Linked DNA regions of Mus musculus: region 2 is linked to region 1. The links are chromatin loops, found by intact Hi-C in ENCODE. Cell type or tissue: gastrocnemius. All regions are shown on one strand. Each heading gives the region's core, and the rest is flanking DNA. Links, peaks and the distances in the headings are about the cores only. Region 1 holds the start of Rint1 (RAD50 interactor 1). Region 2 holds the start of AI506816 (expressed sequence AI506816).

The links. Hi-C counts contacts between places; a loop is a spot of excess contacts. Peaks named below come from ENCODE experiments on the same cell type or tissue, not always from the same donor. Only the 100,000 strongest peaks of a DNase experiment are listed, where the experiment ranks them.
Region 2: a loop joins it to region 1, with 18 times the contacts of the local background. A loop is called at or near these places in 2 of 42 quality-filtered maps.

What each region holds. Positions count from the first base shown.
Region 1 is chr5:23,783,343-23,794,399 of GRCm38, forward strand. It overlaps Rint1 (RAD50 interactor 1), which reads left to right and starts at 4,369. Exons shown (of 15, transcript NM_177323.4): 1 at 4,369-4,540; 2 at 4,948-4,993; 3 at 10,961-11,057. The coding sequence starts at 4,499. Pus7 (pseudouridylate synthase 7) reads right to left here and starts at 369. Exons shown (of 16, transcript NM_178403.5): 1 at 170-369. In gastrocnemius, for the core only: a CTCF peak has its summit at 4,286 (motif pointing right); DNase peaks (open chromatin) are centred at 4,004 and 4,316; H3K4me3 peaks cover 1,517 bases; H3K27ac peaks cover 1,232 bases.
Region 2 is chr5:23,707,042-23,718,098 of GRCm38, forward strand. It overlaps AI506816 (expressed sequence AI506816), which reads right to left and starts at 5,626. Exons shown (of 5, transcript NR_015554.2): 1 at 5,601-5,626; 2 at 4,075-4,109; 3 at 3,325-3,367. It overlaps Gm50451 (a small nucleolar RNA gene), which reads right to left and starts at 4,020; the gene lies at 3,950-4,020. In gastrocnemius, for the core only: CTCF peaks have their summits at 4,779 (motif pointing right) and 5,800; DNase peaks (open chromatin) are centred at 4,847 and 5,698; H3K4me3 peaks cover 1,490 bases; H3K27ac peaks cover 1,465 bases.

The sequences.
Region 1 (11,057 bases), core at 2,871-5,370:
TCCGGGATCAAGGATCCGGGTGCGTGGAGCAGAAATAAGACAAGCGGGGAAGGTGGAGCTGGCGGCGGAGAAACAGGGAGCAGCGCGAGCTGCGACCACGGCCGCCCTCCCTCCCCGGCCGCGCGCCTCTCCGGAGGCCTGGGGCCACGCCGCAAAGCAGAGCACTTACCGGGAGCCTGAGGGCGCGGGCCGAGCGGAGAAGAGGACGCTCGGCTCGGGACGCGGGAGGGCGGCGGCGGTGACTCGCAGGAGGCGGCGGCCAGCGCCGACCAGCACAGGCTGCACCGCGTGGAGACGCACAGGGACGGGTTATCCCACCAGCCGCCGGGCTCGCACACGTGCGGCGCTGCGCCGCGCCGACCACGCCCCGGGGCGGGGCCCGCTCCACCGGCCCTCCGCTCCCGAGGACGCTCCGCCCATCGGCGCCTGGGAAGTGACTTGCCTTATGCAAAGAAACCTTTAGGACTTCAAAAACAGAGACTACCTTATTAGTTGTTAATTGTGCTTAAATGGGAGCTTCTTTCACAGCTATGGTTAATAGTGCATATTAATAGAATGGGTTTCTTACCTTTGACAGCTCCCCAGGAGGACTGTCTTCAAGAAGATTCCATCATAGCTGGTTAATGCTTTGGCGTAAAGAAAAATAAAATATATTTTTCTTCTCATGCTTCAAGTAGCCAACTGACCAAATCAAAGCATTCCATAGCATTTCAGGTCTAATATTTTGCCAGATTTCAACTCAGGGTAAAATAAAATATAATAAAATAAATCAAGATTTGTGGAGAGTCAAAAGCCCATAATCCAAGCACTCAGGTGATATGGACAGAAGGATCAGAAACTTAAGGGCACTTTGGGATATGTAAGGAATCCCAGGTAAACATGGCCTAGGTAAGACCCTGTTGTTTTGGTTTTTTTTAAACAAACAAACAAAAACCTGGGCAGTAATGGTACACACCGTTAATCCCAGCACTTGGGAAGCAGAAGCAGGTAGATTTCTGAGTTCGAGGCCAGCCTGGTCTACAGAGTGAGTTTCAGGACAGCCAGGGCTATACAGAGAAACCCTGTCTTGAAAAAACAAAATAGAAAAAAAAAAAAAGAAAAAGAAAACCAAACCAAAACAAACAAAATCCTGTTATTTCAGATCTTTGTATTCCTCTTAGACGTGTGTGTGTGTGTGTGTGTGTGTGTGTGTGGTGTTTGTTGTAACCATGTGTTTTACATATGTGAGGTTTGCATATGTGATGATTAGTGTTGTCAATTTGACAGAGTCTAGAATTACCTTGGAGACAAGCCCTGGTCATGCCTATGCTGGACTATCCTGACTGGGTTCATTGTAATCGTACAGGACCAGCATCGTTCCCTGACTGGAACTCTGAACGGTGTCAATCAGTAGTTCCTTAACCCCTTGGGGTTCCAGTGGCCCTTTCAAGGGGTTGCCTAAGACCATCAAAATATCAAAAACTAAGGTCCATGTACAGTTCTGAGTTTGTGGAGACCTGAGGCCCATCATGGTGCTTTCCGCTTTCACTCTCTACCTTAGTTACTTATTATTATTGTGTGTTTATGATGTGGGCATGCGTACATGTGGAGGCTGGAGCATAGTCTGCAGAAGCTGGTCCTCTCCTTCTACCTTACATGGTTTCTGGGGACGGAAGCCAAGTCGTCAGGCTTGCTTGGCAAGTGCCCTTACCTCCGATCCATCTCCATGGCCCCTTCACCCTACTTTTTGTAAATAATTTTCATTGATCCTGGAGCTCAACTGGACTGGTTAGCTGGCAAGTCGAAAGATCTTATCTCTGTCTCTCTACTGCTTGGATTACACAGATCTGCTGTGACCAGCTTTCTACATGACTAGCAGGATCTGAACACAGGTCCCCACTGTATTGACTAAACTGTCTCCTGAGTCCCACACTTGCTTTTAAAATATGGATTTAGTAGAAAGATCCAGCTAAATGAGTCACTTCTTAGTTACTGTCCTACTGCTATGATGAGACACCACCTCCAAAGGAAATTATAGAAAGAAGAGTTTATTGGGTCTTACAGTTTCAGAGGGTGTGTCCACAGTAATCCTGGCAGCTGGTAGGTAGGCAGCAGCTGGGAGCACACATCTTTGTCCACAAGTACACAGCGGAGAAAGTCAGGAATGGTGTGGGCTTTTGAAACTTCAAAGCCAACTGACTGTGACAACCTTGTCCAACAAGGCCACACCTCCTCCAACAAGGCCACTCCTCCTAATGCTTCCCAAACAGTTCTATCAACTGGAGACCAAGTATTCGCACACATGAACCTATGGGGGCATTCTTATTCAAATCACTACAGTCACATATATTTAGTTCAGACTTGTGGCTTCTACATTGTCTTCCTCTAAGATTATTCTCTGTAGTTACCTACCTAAATTCTTTCATTTGTCTTTAATCATTTTATTAATTCTTTCTTTCTGTTTTTTTTTCCTTTTTAAGATAGATGCTCAGTATATAGCCCAGGCTAATCCCAAATTCAAGAGCCTCCTCCCTCAGTCTCAAAAGCACTGCAATTATAAACTTGTGGCATCATGCCTAGCCCATTTCACTAATTCTTGTACAGCTGCACATTCTTGGGGCTAGGGTAAATTAATACCTTAATGTCCTAAGGTCAGCAGACTCAGATACAGCTATATGGTATAATATAGCCTAGATCCTGTTTTAATTTTAAATTTTTAAATTTTATTATTTTTATTTTTTAAAGTGTGTGGATGTTTGCCTGTATGTGTGACTGTATACCAGGTGTGTGTCTGGTGTCCAGAGAGTTCAGAGAGAGAGTCAGATACCCTAGAATTGAGTTACAGACAGAGAGCTGTCAGCTGCTGCGTGGGTGCTAGAAAGTGAACCTGGATTCTCTGAAAGAGCTGCTAGTACTCTTAGTTGCTGAAGCCATCTCTCCAGATCCTGTTTGTCTGTCTGTCTGTTTGTTTATACGGGGTTTCACTATATAGCTCTGTCTATCCTTCAACTCACTATGTAGATGAGGCTGGCCTTGAATTCATAAAGATTCACCTGCCTCTGCCTCCTGAGTTGTGGGATAAAAGGCATGCACCACCATACCCGGCTCTTATTTATTTATTTTTTTTCATTTTATGTGTATGGGTGTTTTGTCTGCATGTATGTCTACACCTCAGTGAGTTTTCTTCTCACGGAGTAGTTTCTGTTTCCTCTAAAGATTTTTGTTTGTTTGTTTGCTTGTTGTTTTTTTTTTTTCTGTTTTCTCCCCATTTGTTTGGTCTCAAAGGCATTGCCTTCCAGGGTTTGCCTGTCAAATTTCCATGTTCTCTACCTATCCCTTGCTTCTAAGTAATTCAGTTCCTCCTCCCTGGAAAACAGTAGAGGTTTAGGGGGCTTTGCCCAGCAAACTGGATGCCAGATTTTGAGTGCTCTTTCTCTGTCTGACTCCCAGAATGTTTCAACCCTCCTACAAACAGATCTGGACCTTCCAGTTCGAAAATATATGAAGGAGTGTTCCTTTTGTCTAGCTGTCCTTCAAAGCTTACTCTTGAGTCTACAAAAGAGGTTACTTAGTCCCTACCTTTTAAATGGAGTATTTTTTTCTGTACAACGCTTAAACAGTAATAACTATTAGTTACAGGCTGAGGCAGGCGGATTTCTGAGTTCGAGGCCAGCCTGGTCTACAGAGTGAGTTCCAAGACAGCCAGGGCTACACAGAGAAACCTTGTCTCGAAAAACCAAAAATAAATAAATAAATAAATAAATAAATAAATAAATAAATAAATAAATAAATATTAGTTACCTTTGCACGTAGACTTTTGTCTCTCTAAGACTGTGAAATATAGAAAGAGCACTTTGACACTCCTACCTAGTACCACGTGGGCCAAGTATGGAACTCCGGTGTCTTGGTGGCAAATGCTTTTATGCGCTGAGCCATTTTGAGATAGGTGTTGTTCTAGCTGATACCGAATTCACTTTATAGAGCAAGCTGGCAGGGACTAGTGGCAATCTTCCCGCCTCCGCTCCCGACTTGTGGCTCACCATCCTAAGGGTATCATGAGTATTTTCTCCTCCCCTCCTTCCTCTCCCCTCCTTGAATTCAGTGTGTAGCTGGAGTTGACTTTGAACTACTGGTTTTCCCGCCTTCACCTCCCAAACGGTGGAATTCCAAGTGTGAGACACCATGCCAGGGCCGAATTTTATTTTTAGTAACTCCAAAGAAGTGGAGAGAGCTCCTGCACAGAACTCAGCAGCCTGGGAAGCAGTAGGGCTGCCAGGTTCCCTGAGCGGCCAACATGACATCCAACCAGCAGGGGGCGCCACAGAACAGGACAGCGGCGCGCAGATATGCCTCTCTAGGCCAAGAGAACGGAACCAGAGAGTCGGTGATAGGAAGTCGAGGTGGCGCTCAACCCTGCGTCCCAGAAGGCTGGTCTGGTCGCCCAGTCTGTGTGTTCCCTAGCCGGACTCTGCAGGCCGGGCTGGCGGTGCATGGAATCCAGAATTCGTGCGGAGGCAGGATGCTTGCGGCTGACGATATCGGCGAAGTGCCGGCAGCCCCGGTGAGGCGTCCCTGGAAACCCGGGGAAGGGACGCTGGTGACCCTGCGAGGTGGCACAGACCCCACCTCCGCCCCGGGGACAGGTTACCTTGGAAGTGGTTTGGCGGTGGTTCCCACGGCCGGAAGCAGGCAAGGGAGTCCCTGGGGAGGTAGTCACAGTGCAATGTCCGATGTCCCAGAAGATGACAGTTTTGAGAGTTGGCGGGAAAGTGGCCTCGGTGCCCGGGCAGAGTAACTCGGACCCTGGGGAGGTGGTCCAGACCTCTGGGAAGGTGGCAGTAGTGTCAGGCATGCCCCTGGGAGAGGCGCCTAGGACCTCTCCGCCCGTCAGTATGGGACCTTTCGGAGCGCTGTATGAATTCCACTTACTTCAGTCTAACTTGTTTGCCACACCTGTTTTTCTGCCAGTGCTGCCCCGAGAGTGGTGACGAAACGAAGAACACAGACGTGAAAAGTAAGCAGGCTTTAAACCCTTAGTTCTTTTTGTCTAGCTGCCCTTCGAAGCTCGCCTTTTCAGAGTCTGCAAAAGAGTTTCTTAGTCTGCTATCTTTTCAATGGAGTATTCTTTCTGTACAATGTTTAAACAGTAATAAATATTAGTTATCTTTGCACGTGGACTTTTGTCTCTCTAAGACTGTGAAATATAGAAAGAGCACATTGACGCTCCTTCCTAGGACAGTGACTGGTTTGGCTTCACTGGGACCTGCCATTTTAATGAACTGTCAGCTCGTTATCAGGTATTTAGAGGGGTTATGCTGGTCACTGTTACTGGGTTCTAGGAAGAGGTTTGATAATAGGTTAATTGTACTTTTGCCTTCAGTGAGTAAGTAATTACAGTTTGCTGCAGGTAGCCCACACCTTAGGTCCCAGGGCTTGGTCTGGGTAGGTGACATGGAAAAGACCCAGTACCTAGGACAGGAAACTATGTCAGACTCCTGGATATTTGTTATTTCACTTGAGATAAGCGTAGCAGGTTATTAGGAATCCAGCACCCTGAAGGGGCTGTTTTTGTTTCTCTCTCTCTCTCTCTCTCTCTCAATCTCTCTCTCTCTCTCTCTCTCTTTAACCAAGGTGGAGCGTAACCCAGGTTCGCCCCAGACTTTTGTGTGACTAAGGATGACCTTGGACTCCAGATCCACAGTCTTCTATTTCACAGATGTCACATGCCCAACCTCTTTAGGAGCTTTTGAAGTATTTTTTAAAGATTTATTTATTATTATATCTATGTACACTGTAGCTGTCTTCAGACACACCACAAGAGGGCGTCAAATCTCATCATGGGTGATGGTGAGCCAGCATGTGGTCGATGGGACCTGAACTCAGGACCTTTGGAAGAGCAGTCAGTGCTCTTAACCTCTGAGCCATCTCTCCAGCCTGAAGTATTTTTTAAAAAGCCCTTATGTTAACAGTTAAGCTCAGTGACCTTGACAGTAAGAGAAAGGGTGCCCACATTTCCATGTGGCTCCCAGGAGGAAGTTTGCTCTTACTGTTGGCTTCTGATAAGCTTGAAAGATGGCTTGGTGCTTAAGAGTGCTTGCTGCTGTTACAGGGGACCTGGGTTCAGTTCCTGGAACCCACGTGACAGCTCAGTACTTCAGTCTTAGAAGTCTAAATGTACAGTCCTGCCATCCCAGGGCTCTTGCTCACACATGGTACACATAAACTCACGGAAGCAAACACCTGTGCACATAAATCAAATGAACAAATCCTTAAACAAATAAATAATAATTAAAAAAAATAAAACAAAACAAAACCCAAAGCCTGAAGTGGCCTGGGAAGTTAAAGTGCCAGAGCTCTTTCTTGCCTAGAACTTTGGGAGCCCTGGGTTTGAACTTGAGCCCTACACCACCAAACAAACAAAGCAGCAGACAGAATGGGCTTAGCAGTTAAGAGAATTTGATATTCTTCAGAGGAGCTGACTTCACCTACAGTGTGGCTAACAACTGCTTGTAACTATAGTTCTAGGAGATTCAATGCTCTCTTCTGGCCTCTATGTACGTTGACTAATGTGGTAAACAGACATACATATAACACCTACACACATAAAATCTCAAAAGTTTAGGAAATACCTGCCAGCCCATTTGTAAACCAAAAGGGGAAAAGCAGAACAAAACAAAACAACAAACAAACAAACAAGGAAACAAACCAAAAAATGCAAACAAACTTTCTCTACTTTTGTCTGCCCAGATGCCTTGACTCTTGACATCAGCCGAATTGTCATTTTAGAGCGTCAGGTGCAAACTACTTCGTTAAGGACTTTGTCCGTGTCTTCAGTGGCTCAGTTAACTGCTGTGCGACAGTGTGCAGGCTCTTTATAAAAAATGAAAGGGAAGAGACATAAAAATCTGCCAAGCCAGGTGTGGCTCACTTCTGAAATCCCAGCCCTTAGGAGGCTGAGGCAGGAGGATTACCATGATATGGAGATCAGGTTAGGTCACAGAATTATAGTGTATCTAAAATATTGTACACAAATATTAGTGTATTTGGTTTTTAGCTCTTTTTTTTTAAAGTTATGGGCAAGAATAGTGAAGCCTAGACTTGTGCTTTTAAAATTTAGATGTCTGTGACTATGCATGTCTGGTGCCACGGAAGGCCAGAAGAGGGCTTCAGCTTCAGCCTACTTGGAACTGGAACTACAGACGGTTCTAGGCTACTCACATATGAGCTCTGGGAATCCAACCCTGGTCCTCTACAAAATCGACAAGAGCTGTTATTTCTCCAGCCTGTCTTAAGAAACAACAGATAAGGGCTGGAGAGGTGGCTCAGCGGTTAAGAGCACTGACTGCTCTTCCAGGGGTCATGAGTTCAAATCCCAGCAACCACATGGTGGCTCACAACCATCTGATGCCCTCACAACCATCTGATGCCCTCTTCTGGTATGTCTAAAGACAGCTACAGGGTACTTATATATAATCAATCAGTCAATCGATCAATCTTTAAAAAAAAAAAGAAACAACAGATAAAATTAAGTATGATGGTGCATGACTGTAATCCCAGCACCCAAGAGGTGGAGGCAGGAGGATTAGAAATTGACATTAAAGTCATCCTTGACTACCACATGGCAAGTTTGAGACCAGCTTGGGATACATGAGATCTTTCTCAAAAGCAAATGAACAGACAGAAATAGGTAATAAAAAATCTCTGTATAGTTTTGAAGGATCTCACATGCTTCAGAATGTAGTACGCACCTTTAAATAGTTACATGTGGTGCGTGTGGGTTTTGTTTCAAGTGAAGGTAGCATTAGCCGCCTCAGATACAGAGCTCAAGTCTGTGGATACACACCACAACTTACTGGCTTTATGGATGATTCTAAAGATTATCTTCTTATCAGGACGTGAGTGCAGTTGGATTATTCTGTGTTTTGAGACACTGTGTCTTGTGTACCCCAGGCTGGTTTTAAACTTTCTATGTAGCTGAAGATGACCCTGAACTTCCCATCTATGTCAGATATTATTAAAATTTAGATACAGAAAAACCAATTCTGTTAATATATAAAGTAGACAATAGAGTTTTGGTCTGAAAGCATGAACTTTAGTTTCATTTTTTAATCTTTATAGGCTGAGGCAGGCATTATTATTTATTTAGTAGTTTGGAAGTTGAGACTTAGCCTTGTTTTATTTCTCCTACCAGTGGCCTCTTGCTCTTCATGTCTGCAAACAATCTTCTAATTCTTCTTTCTAAATAAAGTTTTTTATTTCATTTTATTTTTGTGTATGTGTGTGTGTGTTTGCATGCCATAGTGTATGTGTGGAGATCAGAGGACTTGTGAGTTAGCTCTGGTCTTCCACCATGTGTGTCTTGAGCTCAGACTTAGGACATCAGCCGTGATGGAAAGTGCCTTTACCTGCTGAGCCATGTTGCTGGCCAGTGTGTCTTTATTGATTCATTATTTTTGTAGAACTGAGAATTAAATGTGGGTTTTTGCTTAGGGTGGGTAAGCACACTATCACTGAGCTACACCCTCAGCACCAAAATATTTTAATTCATGTAAATTAAATAGAACAAAGGGAAAAGAATGTTTTCTGGAGCAAGGAGAAGAGAGAGAAGGAATACCCAGCAGCAGACAGATGGTATGCATTTGTTTTACACTTTGTGTCTGTGTGTGTACACATGTGTGTGTGTGTGCACATCTCAGGACACACAGTTTGCAGAAGTTGTTTCTACACTGCGAGTTCCAGGGGTTGAATTCAGGGCATCAGGCTTTTCAGCAACTCCTGTACCAAATGAGCCATCCTGCTGGCCTTGTAGTGTTTCTGTTGTTTGGTTTGTATGTATGTATGTATGAATGTATGTATGTATGTATGTATGTATGTATGTATGTATGTATGTATGTATGTATTGTGTGTGGGGGTGTGTGCCTGCCATGGCGTGATTGTGGAGATGAAAAGACAACTTTGTGAAGTCAATTCTGATTTATATTTATTTTTATTTAACCCTTTATATGGGTTCTGGATGAAATCAGGTTGTACTATTTGAAATGCACTTTGCCTGCTGAGCCATCTCTTTGGCCCTGTAACTAGTGTTTTTGTAGGGATTTGAGACACAGTCTCACTGGGTAGTTAAAGCTGGCTTGAGTTTGTATCAGTCCTCCTTCAGCCCCTGAGTGCTGGCCTCAGATAGGTATGAGCCACCATGCACGCACTGGTATGTTCTAGTACACTGTACATAAATATTTAGCCAGCATCTCATACTTAGGTTTTCATTTAGGCATCTTTTCATTTAGACTCTGATGGAGTGCTTTCCCAGCATGCTCCGTGCCCCAGGTCCAGCACCAAGCATAAGCCAGTGTGGTGGAACTCGTGTAGTCTAAGCAAGCACTGGTACTATGAGTTAGGAGGGTCAGAAAGTCAGGATCATTGCCAGCTATATAGAAAGATTCCATTTCAAAAACAAAAACTAAACCAGTGTGTGTGTGTGTGTATGTGTGTGTGTGTGTAGCTTATGAATAGAAGCAGCCACTCTGAAAAGAAACCATTTGCCACAGGCCATTAATAGTAGAGTGGGAGAAGAAAGCTTATGTAGCCAGATGTGAGTCACATACCCCTCAGCTCTGCCAAGTAGCTCTCATGAGGCGCTTCTGAGGTACAGGATGGCTGAGTCTGTGGCACAGCTGCCCAACAAATAGGTGATGCCATTGAACAACAGATTCTAGGACAGTAGGAAACCATCTAACTGCTTTTAAATCTCTTTAAAAAAGAGTTTTATTGTTTTTACTGTGTCGCCCAGGTTGGCTTAGCACTCTGGTCCCCCTGCCTCTGCTCCTTAGCGCTGTGATGAGGTGCGCACCACCACCCCTGACTATTTAGTTGCTTTTGCAGTGGATTTTTATTGAGTAAAAAATGTTTTTTTTTAATTTGTTCAAAATGTTTAAAAAATTTTGTGTGTATTTGACCCTTGCTCCACAAAGTATTCGTGGTAACAACTGGTAAAGCTCCTCTGCTCCTGGTAGAAGGCAGAACCTGCAGTGTGCAGGCCAGGTCACAGGGAAGGAAGATCAGCTTTGAAGTCCAGAGGAACTAGCAGGATTCCTAATCTGAGAGAAGAGGAAAGCTCATGACCATCTCTGCCTTCCCTCTGCATTGCTTGGTTTTCTATTATTATTGTTGTTGTTGTTGTTGTTATTATTATTATTATTATTATTATTATTATTATTATTATTATTTTGTGTGCTTTAGTGTTCTGCCTGCAGGTATGTCGAGGGAGGGTGTTGGATCCCCTGGAACTGGAGTTACAGACAGTTGTGAGCTGGCATGTGGATACTGGGAATTGAACCCGGGTGCCCTTGAAGAGCAGTCTGTGTTTTAACCCCTGACCCATCTCTCCAGTCCCTGCATTACTTGTTTTAATGTTTAGTAAATGTTGTCCTCCATTGCCCTTCTTCTCTTGCAATAAGTCAATATGTTTTTAAAAGTCTGTACAGGTTTTTATGTATGGGATACCATCTTGTTTTTTTTCCAATATGTTCCAATAACATATTTCAATATTGTTTGTCATATTTATTAAAGCTAGAGCAACCCATTGATTCTGGATCATTGTTTGATTGCTTATCAACTTTGAAAAGTTATGTGTTATCATACATATGACTCTTGTAAATTCTGAGATTTGGGGAATTTTTCCTTTGCTCTAAGCCTTCTCAGCCCACAAGCATCTCTGGTAATTGGTTGATTAATTGCTTTGCTATTATCATTCAGGTACTATCTATGTACACTTAGATGCATAGGTATGGATCGAGAGATAGAGTGTGGATATGTCTCCTTAAATGATCAGGAGATGCTGAGAATTGAACCTGTAGACTGTACTTGATAGGCCAGTGCTGTACCACAGCGCTGCCTCCAGCCCTCAGGTGCTCTGGTGTCCTGGCCTGCGTATCTCTCCGGCAGCCTCGAGGTGCTGCTGAGTAGCTGCTTTTCCTTTCTGTAGGTGACGTGAACACTGCAGCTCCTGCTGGAAGCGAGCAGCTCAGCCAAGGTGGCAGTGACGACGCGCTCCTTTCCTATGTGTCTGCATTCATAGAGAA
Region 2 (11,057 bases), core at 4,726-7,225, 74 kb before region 1:
ACACATTGGTTTCTTGCCCTGGGTCCTCAGGGTCATAAGGAGTGTACCTGCGATAGGCCTCCTTGAGTCTCTCTAAGAAGGCTGAGGGAGACTCATTAGGTCCCTGGGTTATTCCTTTTACCTTGGCCAAATTGGTGGGGCTTCGGCCCGCGTTTTGGAGACCCGCTAAGAGCAACTGGCGATAGAGAACTAGGTGGTTCCTACCTTCAGGGGTTGTATAATCCCAATCGGGACGTTCAAGGGGGAAGGCGGAATTGACTTCATTAGGCAACTGGGTGGGGCGTCCATCGTTGCCCCGGACTGCCTTTCTGGCCTCTAGGAGCACCCGCTGCTTTTCTTCTCCTGTCAGCAGAGTCCCCAACAATTGCTGACAGTCGTCCCAGGTGGGTTGGTGGGTGGTGAGGACAGACTCAATTAAGGCGGTCAATTTACCTGGATCTTCAGAAAAGGAAGGGTTATTATTTTTCCAGTTATATAGATCAGAGGAGGAAAACGGCCAGTACTGTAACTGACCATTACCCCCCAAACGGAGTGGGAAAGCCCGAGAGGTGGTGGAATCTGCCGCGGGGGGGTCTCTTTTGCCCCGCAGGCGAGACACCATGGGAGAGGGGGCAGGAATCTCAGAAGTGGAGGTGGCCTCTTCTCTGTCGCCATCCCCGTCAGGGGAGGACGGTCCCTGTTCTCCGTACGGCGGAGGGTCTTCTGTGAGAAGGTCAATGAGAGGTCCGCCGTTATCGGAGAGAACCTGAGGTTTAGAAGGTCTGGGTTTTATAGAGGGGGTAAGAGCGGGGTAAAGGGCAGATCGGGGCGGAGGTTGGGTCGAAGGACCGGATGGGAGGATGGGAGCGGTTGGAGAGAGGGAGAGTTTGGGAGAGACAAAAGGTTTGACCCACGAAGGGGGTTCATAGGCAATAGCCTCCCAGGTGACAATGTATGGGACCTGATCCGGGTGTCCGTGGGGACCGGGAGAGAACACCTTAGATTTAACCTGTAAAATAATGTCCAAATTAAAAGTACCATCTTGTGGCCACCCCACATCGAAAGTTGGCCACTCGGCAGAGCAGAAGGTGACCCAGCGTCTCTTCTTGACATCCACGGACTGGTTGGACGCAATGCGCTGGACGTCTCCCCAGTGTTCAAGGGTCAGACTTAAAGGAGTGGTTACGGTCTGTCCCATATTTTTAGAAACGGTCCAAAACAATAACGAACAGACAAATGACAAAACAACACTGAGACAGACAAGACGCGCGGCGCGGTTTTGGCGAAAAACCGAAAGCAAAAATTCAGATGGAGGAGAGGAGCGTTTTGGCCCCTCGCCGCCCAATAGAACCACGTATCCTTCGGTTAATGGAGAAGCTCCAAAGAATCCGAAACGGGTCGGGTTCTCAGATACAGATTGGGCCACAAAAATGGCCCCCGATGCCTCTGAGACGTCTCCCAGGGCTGCGGCCGGGAATACGAACTCGTCAGTTCTTCCACGGAACCGCCAGATACAGATCTAGTTAGCTAACTAGTACAGATTCAGACGCAGGCGCAAAGATTAGATGCCGGCACACACACACACGCACAAAGACAGAGATGGAGACAAAACGATCGCTGGCCAGCTTACCTCCCGACGGTGGGTCGGTGGTCCCTGGGCGGGGGTCTCCGGATCCCGGACGAGCCCCCAAATGAAAGACCCCCGAGCTGGGCAGTCAATTACTCTGAGGAGACCCTCCCAAGGATCAGCGAGACCACGATTCGGATGCAAACAGCAAAAGGCTTTATTGGGAACACGGGTACCCGGGCGACTCAGTCTATCGGGTGACTGGCGCGCCGAGTGTGGAGTTCCTACCCTTTTTATAGGGCTAGGGCTGGGGGGCAAAAAGCGCGGGTACAGAAGCGAGAAGCGAGCTGATTGGTTAGTTTAAATAAGGCTTGGGGTATTTCCCGGTCATTTGGGGAACCTGAAACTGAGGTGGGACTTTCCAGAAACTGTTGCTAGTTTCGCTTTATCTGAGTACCATCTGTTCTTGGCCCTGAGCCGGGGCCCAGGTGCTTGACCACAGATATCCTGTTTGGCCTCTGTCTCAGTATTATTCAGCCTTATTTTTTTTAACTAAACTTCCTTGTAACTTTTGAGAACTCAGCTCTGGTACTTTTTCATGCCTTGCAAAATGGCGTTACTGCAGCTAGCTTGCTAAGCCTTATGGTGGGGTCTTTCACCAGTTGGATGAAGATCTGGTGAGACTGTGGCCACCACCTCACCCCCACCAGACCATAGTTGTCAAGTTTACTCTGCTCATGCCTGGGAGCGCCACAGCGCATCATCGTGGACAATGTAAAGCTCTTTCACTCCATATATTCAAGACTTTTACTTAGAATTATGAATTCTCTGAAAACATTAACTTTTTGCTTCATTTGCCTCATTTCTCTACAGAGCATTTGAACATAATGAGGCATCAACATGGTAGTTTAAATCACATAGGCTATTTGCTCAATCCAGCTACAGCTAGAGTACACATGGTGGGTATTAAGCCAGGACACCAAATGGATCCGACCATACAACTCACTCTTCTGGGAGGACTAGATCTCTCAACTATGTGTTGGACAATTCTGAGTTGCCAAAGCTTAGGGCTCAGCAATTAGGAGCCCTGGCTGCCTGCTCTTCTTGGAGTTAGGTTCAATTCCTAGCAACCAAGTGTAACTCCAATTCCAGGGGGATTTGATGCCCTCTTCTGGACTCCACAGGCACTGCACACACATGGTACAGACATGCAGGCAAAACATATAAAAGTTTTATAAATAAAACTAAAATTTTCAAAAAAATTTCTTGATGCCCTCTTCTGGCCTCCATGGGCACTGCACACATATGGAACAGACATGCAGGCAAAACATAAAAGTAAAGATTTTATAAATAAAGCCAAATTTTTCAAAAGATCTCTCATGTTAATATTGTGGCATGTTTCAGAGTAGGGCTGACACATAGAAAACCAAATAATGGAATTTAGTTCGACAGACACAAAATTCTCATGTTCTCTATATGCAATGAGAATGCCTCAAAATTCATCCGTTCCTGCTATGAAGGGGACAAAGTAACCTAAAACCTTGACTCTAGGGCTGGAGAGACGGCTCAGTGGTTAAGAGCACTGACTGCTCTTCCGAAGATCCTGAGTTCAAATCCCAGCAACCACATGGAGGCTCACAACCATCCTTAATGACATCTGACACCCTCTCCTAGTGTGTCTGAAGACAGTTACAGTGTACTTACATATAAAAATAGTAAATAAATATTTTTAAAAAAACACATAAAAAAAAATCTTGACTCTACACACAGATGCCTACCTTCTCTTCTGGAAGTCGGACCAGTTCACCTCAAGCTCCAGAGCTGCATAAGAGATGTCACAGAGATGATTAGACCGGCAACAATGAGATAATTAAGAAACACACCCATGTGTAGACTATGTTGATATTAACTATCTTTTTGTATAAACAGAACCCTTAATGTACTACCCAGAAATGTTTGAACACAATTGTTATTTTATTTGTTTTTTTTGAGAGAGGGTTTCTCTGTGTAGCCCTGCCTGTACTGGAGCTCACTTTGTAGTCCAGGCTGGCCTTAAACTCAGAATCCACCTGCCTCTGCCTCCCAAGTTCTGGGATTAAAGGCGCGCGCCACCATACCCGGCTTGAACACAATTTTTAAGTGCAAAGCCATATTTCCCTCTAAGTATTAAACATTCACCAACGCTCCCATTTATTACATTTATTATTTTGAGTGTGCACACACGTGTGCTAGCACACACATGAAGGTGCAAGAATAACTCTAGAGGGCTGGCTCTCTCTCCACCAGGTCCCAGAATCAAAGGTAACGGGCTTGGCACTGCTAAGCCCTCTCACTCCATTCTCCAAACCCTCATCTACTTTAAAAAGACATGGGGTGACTGCATTAAATTCCTGCCTGTTCTGTTGGCCTCAGGTAAATCCTTTAACCCATCACAGCAGCGTATCCTGTCAGGTTAGAGTTCTCATCCTTGGCCAAGAACTGTTCCTGGAATTATGCCTGGAAAGCCAAACTTGCCATCTAACACATACCTTGAATTCATGATCATCCTGGACACAGCACTCATCTGCTCAAAAGAAAAAAGAACCAGCACTGTTACAAGCAGCAGCCACAGCTTCCTTCAGAAAGGACCTTCCTGGTGGCTCCTAGCTGCATCTGATGATGGAAGGCCTGCCTCTGACTAGCATTTATTCCTGCACAGAGCTCTGATCTTCATACTGCTGACAGCTGGAGTCCATTTTATTGCCTCTGGGCCATCTTTCCCACTGTTTCCACCCCAGAAGCCAAAAACTCTTAATGTTTAGAGGCAAATAGTACTGCAGGTAATAGCGGTACTCTTCCTTTAAGAAAGTGAAACATTGTCTCTGATTTCAAAACCAGAAGCAGCATCAGATGTGTCTCCTGAGCCTGAATGAGGAAGGGAAAAATAATTCCTCACCTTAGAAGCTGGCTCATGCTGCCCTTCACTCTCGAAGGGGCTCAGCAGAACCCTAACCTCTAACGGAAAGAAAACTACCTCGCAGGGAACTTGTTTACAAGAGCCCACAAGCCTATTCTTCCTCTAAAATGCCCTTTACCAGGTACAGTGGCTTATGTCCATAAATGCCAATACTTAGGGTCCTAGAGCACAAATATTCTCTGGGCCAGCATGACAATCTGTCTCAATAATCAAATAATCTTTTAAAAAGATTTATTTCTTCTATATGAGTGCACTGTTGCTATCTCCAGACAACACCAGAAGAGGGCATCAGATCTCATTACAGATGGTTGTGAGCCACCATGTGGTTGCTGAGAATTTAACTCGGGAACTCTAGAAGAGCTGTCAGTACTCTGAGTCATCTCTCCAACCCTGATATTTACGTTTAATTGGTGTCTCAACCAGCCACCTCTTAAACAGGGAGGACTCCAGGGTGCTCGCTGAACACCTATACCCGGTCTTAGGAATTCCAATTCACGATTCCTAAATCATGGTTTAGAGGTTGCCTTGCTTAAGTGCTAATCCAGTCGCTCAGATTTCTCCCAGGACCCAAAACCCAGACAGGCTGGGTCTGTGTCAGCAGTAGGGTAATCCAGGTCCTTTAGGCAGAGGTCCCTGCTGGACTCGCTTGCAGGTATCCGCCTGAATATACCCTCAAACCTTAAAACAAACGAGCACAAAACAAAAAGCCCAGCCTCTGTGCCAAGCGGCATTTAAAGGACACGTGCGGCGGCGAGGACGCGCTTGAGTGGGCGAAATTACCCCTGTCCTTGCTGACACTGGGATTATCCTGCCTCCTGTTACTTTCCGAGCTCTGATCTCATTCGCTTCCTAAATAGGCGATGTCCCTGTCATCCGAGTCTTGGGCGGGCGGGAAGCCCCGAGTGTGCCCAGGACCCGGGCCGTCCGGACGCCGCGCCTCCACCTGGGAGGGGACAAATCCGGGCAGCGCAAGGCCGATCTCCTGTCCCACACAGAAGGGACGCGTATGGGCAGGGACCCGCGCCACGGGCGAGCGCCGTGAAAATCTCCGAGGCCACGTGGCGTGGTCCTGGGACTCGCAATGGTGAGAGTACTTACCAGGAGCGCGCCGCGGCGGAAGAGCAGGGCGCCAGGGCGGGACCGAGTTTAAAACCGACCGGACATTGAGCACCGGGGCTCAGCCAACCAGAGTGGCCCAGCGCCCCTCCTGCCCGCCCCTTCCCCCGTTCCCGCCTGACTCCAGCGCCGGCCCTAGCGTGTCCCCTGGCGGCACCAGAGCCTCCCAGCCTGCCCCTACCCCAGGGCAGCGGTACCACTCACTGGCCTGACTGTGGAATATGTCACCTCTCTGAAGGTTAGAGGAGCATCTTGGAGCCACATCACTTGGGGATTTCTTTTTCTTCTCCCCGTGCTTCTCAGTCATATATTGAATTTGGTACTTTTAATTGACCCACATCCTTTTGTGCTTATTTTTATTTGAAGACCCATATGTAACGAAATTTCCTCCTCTTAAGAAAACTGAGACATCATGGAGAGTGGAGTGGACTCTCTTAAGAGGGGCTGGTACAAGGAGAGGACCCCATGCCTAAAAATCCCACTACTGGCTGTGCATTTTCACCCAGGAGGCACCTGTGCCTGTCAGAATCAGGCTGGGATATTTTGGGGTTTGTCTTGTTTTTTTGTTTGTTTGGTTTTGGTTTGTTTTATCCCTCCCCCCCCCCCCATAGTGTTTCTCCATGAAGCCCTGGCTGTCCTAGCACTCCCTCTTTGACCAGGCTGGGCTCGAACTCTCAGATCCACTTGCCTCTGCCTCCCCAGTGCTGGGGTTAAAGGCATGAGCCACCACCCTGTAAGGTGGACCCTCTTTACTAAAAGCAACTGTCCTTCTAACAAAGGAAGACATAAACCGATAATGAGTGACAAAGGAGAAGGGAGAGAAGCGACTACATGGCCAGGAGTGCCCAGGATTGTGACCACTGTGTGGGAAGACACAGGAAAGATCCCTTCAGTGGTGTTCAGAAGCAGTTGGTTCAGCTGATACCTTGATTTTGGACTTCTGGCTGCCAGCGCTGATCTGGCGATTCCGTGGAAGCCATTAAGGGCTTTGTTAAGGCAGCCCAGGAACCTAGCATAATGACTGACAAGAAGGGATTGAGTCCTCCCAGTGGTTAAGGCTAGCATCTCCTAAGGACTTGCACACAGTAGCTCAGTAGCTGTCGAATTACTCAGGTGGTGAGGGATGTCATGGTGAACATCTTAGTCATGATGCCTGAGTTTAGGGACTTTTTTGCTAGACATTTATAAACTCATGAGGCAAACCAATGTTCCCATCACCCGAAGAGTTTACATTCTCTTCTAAAGCAGGAGTTCTCCAGAGAGAGAACAAAGGGGAGGAGTTAAGAGTGGGAGGCAGGAAATCACACAATCCCATGCCTTCCTCTAGGGTGGTCTACAAGCCAAAGAAACATTGTGGGGCCACACCCAGGATCCTCTGCCCTAATTTGTTTTTTTAAAAAGATTTCTTTATTTATTTTATGTAAGTACACTGTAGCTGTCTTCAGACACCAGAAGAGGGCGTCAAATCTCATTCCAGATGGTTGTGAGCCACCATGTGGTTGCTGGGGTTTGAACTCAGGACCTACAGAAGAGGAGTCAGTGCTCTTAACCACTGAACCATCTGTCCAGCCCTCTGCCCTACTTTTACAAATATTTTCTTTTACCCACAATTTGTCCCTGGAATTTTGAAATTTAAGGTGTTCTACTAAATGGAGTTGAGACCATTTGAGTTAGAAGGATAGAATTTGTGTTTTGTGCTGAATACTATGACTAGTGTTGGAGGTGTGTGGGGGTCATTTTTCCATTGTTGTATGAAAACCACCATGGCCAAGATACCTTACAGAAGAGCTTGTGTGGACTTAGTCCCTGAATCCATGTTGGCAGAGTTAAGGCATGGCAGGAGGAACAGGAAGCTGAGAGCTCACACCTTGAGCTGGAAGCACAAAGTAGAGAGAGATTTAGGAATCACAAAGTCTTTAGACTCTTAAAACCCATCTCTAGAGCCAACTTCCTCCAAGGCCTCCCAAATAGTGCCACTGTGTGGGTACCAAGCATTCCAGTGCCTGAGACTATGAGAGACATCCCTCAGTCAAGCCCAAACCCAGTGTTTCCCCATGGAAGCAAGCTGGACCTGAGGCTGTCCAAAGCAGAGTTGTCCTAAGGGGCCAGTGAGCACCTGAGAAGAATTTCCTTCTTTAGTGAGAGCCAAAAATTCTGCCCAGAGTCTGGAGTAGATTTGAATAAAGGTAGATGTCACTGTGTTCTGGATGCCTGTGACCCAGGGCAGTCTGAAGACCAAGGCCAACCTGGTTGGATAGCAAGATCTTGCTCACCTCACAGAAGAAGAAATGGCACCAAGGAATAATACTCTGTCATGTATATGCATAGCAGTGATTCTCAACCTTCCTAATGCTGACCCTTTAATACAGTTCCTCATGTTGTGGTGACCCCCCAACCATAAAATTATTTTCCAGCTAAATTTCACCTGTGCTAGTGCTATGAATGGTAACGTAGATGTCTGATACACAGTAACTGAGCATTCATGCCCTAGAACCCAGCAATTTTTGTTGCTGAGTGAACTATGTGTACTGCAGGAATTCCAGGGCATTAGCAGTGTTCCGCGCTGTTAGGATTAGGGACGGTCTATCCCCAGCTCCACACTCTGCTAGATCACGTTCTGGGCTCCGGCTGAGGATTTCCTCATCGCCTTCCAGAGAAGAATTCAGTAAGATTCTGCATTGATGTAAAATTGTTGATGAGGATCTAAGATAGTCCACAACCCTTCATTCTCTCTCTGTCTCTCACTGGGAACCCAGGGAAGGCTGCCTTTCATGGGGGAGGAAGAAGCAGGATAAGAGAACAGAGTGAGAACAGAAAGCAAAAGCAGGCATTATTTATTTTTAAGTGGTCACCCCAGTTGGGTGCATTTCTAATTAGGGTTATTAGTTTGCTATGTACAGGTCTCTCCCAGGACAGCTTGCCTGTTCTCAGCAGCTAGGCTTGTTTGTGAGCCAAGAGAATGCCTGCCCTGGAGCTGGACTCACAGACAGCTGTGAGCCTCCTGAGTTGAATGCTGGGAACTAAATTCAGGTCCTCTACAAGAACAGAACACTGTTTAAGCGGCAAACCATCTCTCTAGCCATGTAAAAACAAACGTAAGCCAACCAAACAGACCAAAACATCCGCCATTAAATTCCTGCTACATCCTGCCTCAAGTAAGCCACCTTTTATTTCTCCTTATAGCAACAGCCCTCAAAAGAGTTGCCTACTCTTTGTGTGCTCTTGGTATGTTAAGCGTCACAAGCCACTGAGGAACTGAAAAGTAAGACACCACCATCGTACCACTTACACACTTATCAAAACGCCTGCACCCCAGACCCCACTCATCCATTGCGTGTGGGAACGCAAGTGGAGAATCCAGAAGACAGTGGTGTAAGAAGGAACCAACTGAAGCCATTTGGAACAGGCCTTAACTCAAAGTTTAAGTTCCCAAGACCTCCCTGGGTAACTGACTTCCTGCTTGGTGAGTAGAAACATGGATGCTAGGTGAGTGCACTTCAACATGAACGCTGCAGTTGAGTCCTGCAGGAACAGAGTAAGTGCACCACAAAGATGTGCTCTTAAGGAAGTCCCCTACCCCTAAGTCCTGATTGGTGGGATAACTTAGCACAGCCATTTATGGATTTCAAGCTTAAAAGCCCCATACCATTCTGGCTTGGGGTTGCAGTTCAGTTCCTGAGTCTCTTCTATGGCCCTGATTGATCAGCAGCAACCCGAGTGCAATACATCTTTGTCATCTGCTTAAATACTTACTAAGATGTTCGAAGACTCAGTCAGACAGAGTCTGTGCTGCTGTTCCTGACTGGTCGATTTTTGCTGCCTAATTCAAATAAAGATCTTGCTTTGGGGGGACTCTTGTACCTGCTTGGGTTGTTTTGGATTTTTAGACCCCAACACAGGAACATATCTGTAGGCACCTTAAATAATTTCTCTATTTGTTTCTCAGTATGTGTATGTGAGTGTCTTTGTGTTTGTGCTCGTGTTGCCCATGCACGTGGAGGTCAGAGGTTGGTGTTTCTTTCCCTCAATTATTCTCCACCTTATTTTTTGAGACAAGTTCTATCAGCTAGAGTCTTCACCAGCAAGTCCCTGTGGGCCTTCCAGTCCTCCCCGCCCTGCAGAGGTCTCTGCAGCCTGCATGGGCAGCAGAGAGAAGAGCCTTGGGAGGTGAGGATACAAGGCAGGTCAGCTCCACAGGACTAGGTGGCCAGCGCTGACAAAACTTTGGCAGTCAGACTGCAGTTGTTTATTTTAGGTATATATATATTTTTTTTCGAGACAGAGTTTCTCCGTGTAGCCCTGGCTGTCCTAGAACTCACTCTGTAGACCAGGCTGGCCTCGAACTCAGAAATCTGCTTGCCTCTGCCTCCCAAGTGCTGGGATTAAAGGCATGTGCCACAACCACCGGGCAGTTTGTATATTCTTGACCCAGAGAGTGGCACTATTTGGAGGTGTGGCCTTGTTGGAATAGGCCTTATTTTGGAATAGGTGTGTCCTTGGAGTAGGTGTGTCTCTGTGGGCATGGGCTTTAATACCCTAGTCCTTGATGCCTGGATGCTGCCATGTTCCTGACTTGATGATAATGGACTAAACCTGTAAGCCATCCCCAATTAAATATTGTCCTTATAATGTTGCTTTGGTCATGGTGTCTGTTCATAGCAGTAAAACCCTAACTAAGACATATACTAAACTTAAAAGACCAGTAGAGCCGGGCGGTGGTGGTACACACCTTTAATCCCAGCACTTGGAAGGCAGAGGTAGGCAGATTTCTGAGTTCGAGGCCAGCCTGGTCTACAAAGTGAGTTCCAGGACAGCCAGAGCTATACAGAGAAACCCTGTCTCGAAAACAAACAAACAAACAAAAGACCAGTAGATAGATCATCAGATGAATGTGTATGCCTGTGTAAACTTTTGGCTAGTACAAAATGCACTCAGTACTGACAATAGCAACAAAAGAACATGTGCACATGGTATTTATTCCCCATTTGCTAAGTTCTCTTCTAAGCCCTTTCTACAAATTAACTGAATTTGTCTTCAGTACAACTTATACAGTAAACAGGAGTTTTATCTTCATTGTACAAAGAGGGAAGCTTAGGCACTGGCAGGCTAAATAGCTGCCTGTATGCATATTTGATACCCAACAGTAGAGACTTGAATGCGGAGAATTCATTTTGTGTCAGTGCATTTAGCTGATATAGATAAGCATAGGCATGGAGGAGGGTATGAGTGTGGAAGTGGAGACAGGAAAAAGATAGATAGGGCTATAACTGTCCACTTTCCAAGGTTAAGAGATCCCTAAACTGAAATAAAGAAGAAGACAAATTCTTACTCAAGGAAGCCAGTTGAAAAATAGATCAAAAACAGACAGGTAGATGACAGAAAGTATATGGGGAAGAAGATTGTGGGGGCTGGGGGGTGGAGAGATGACTCAGCACATAA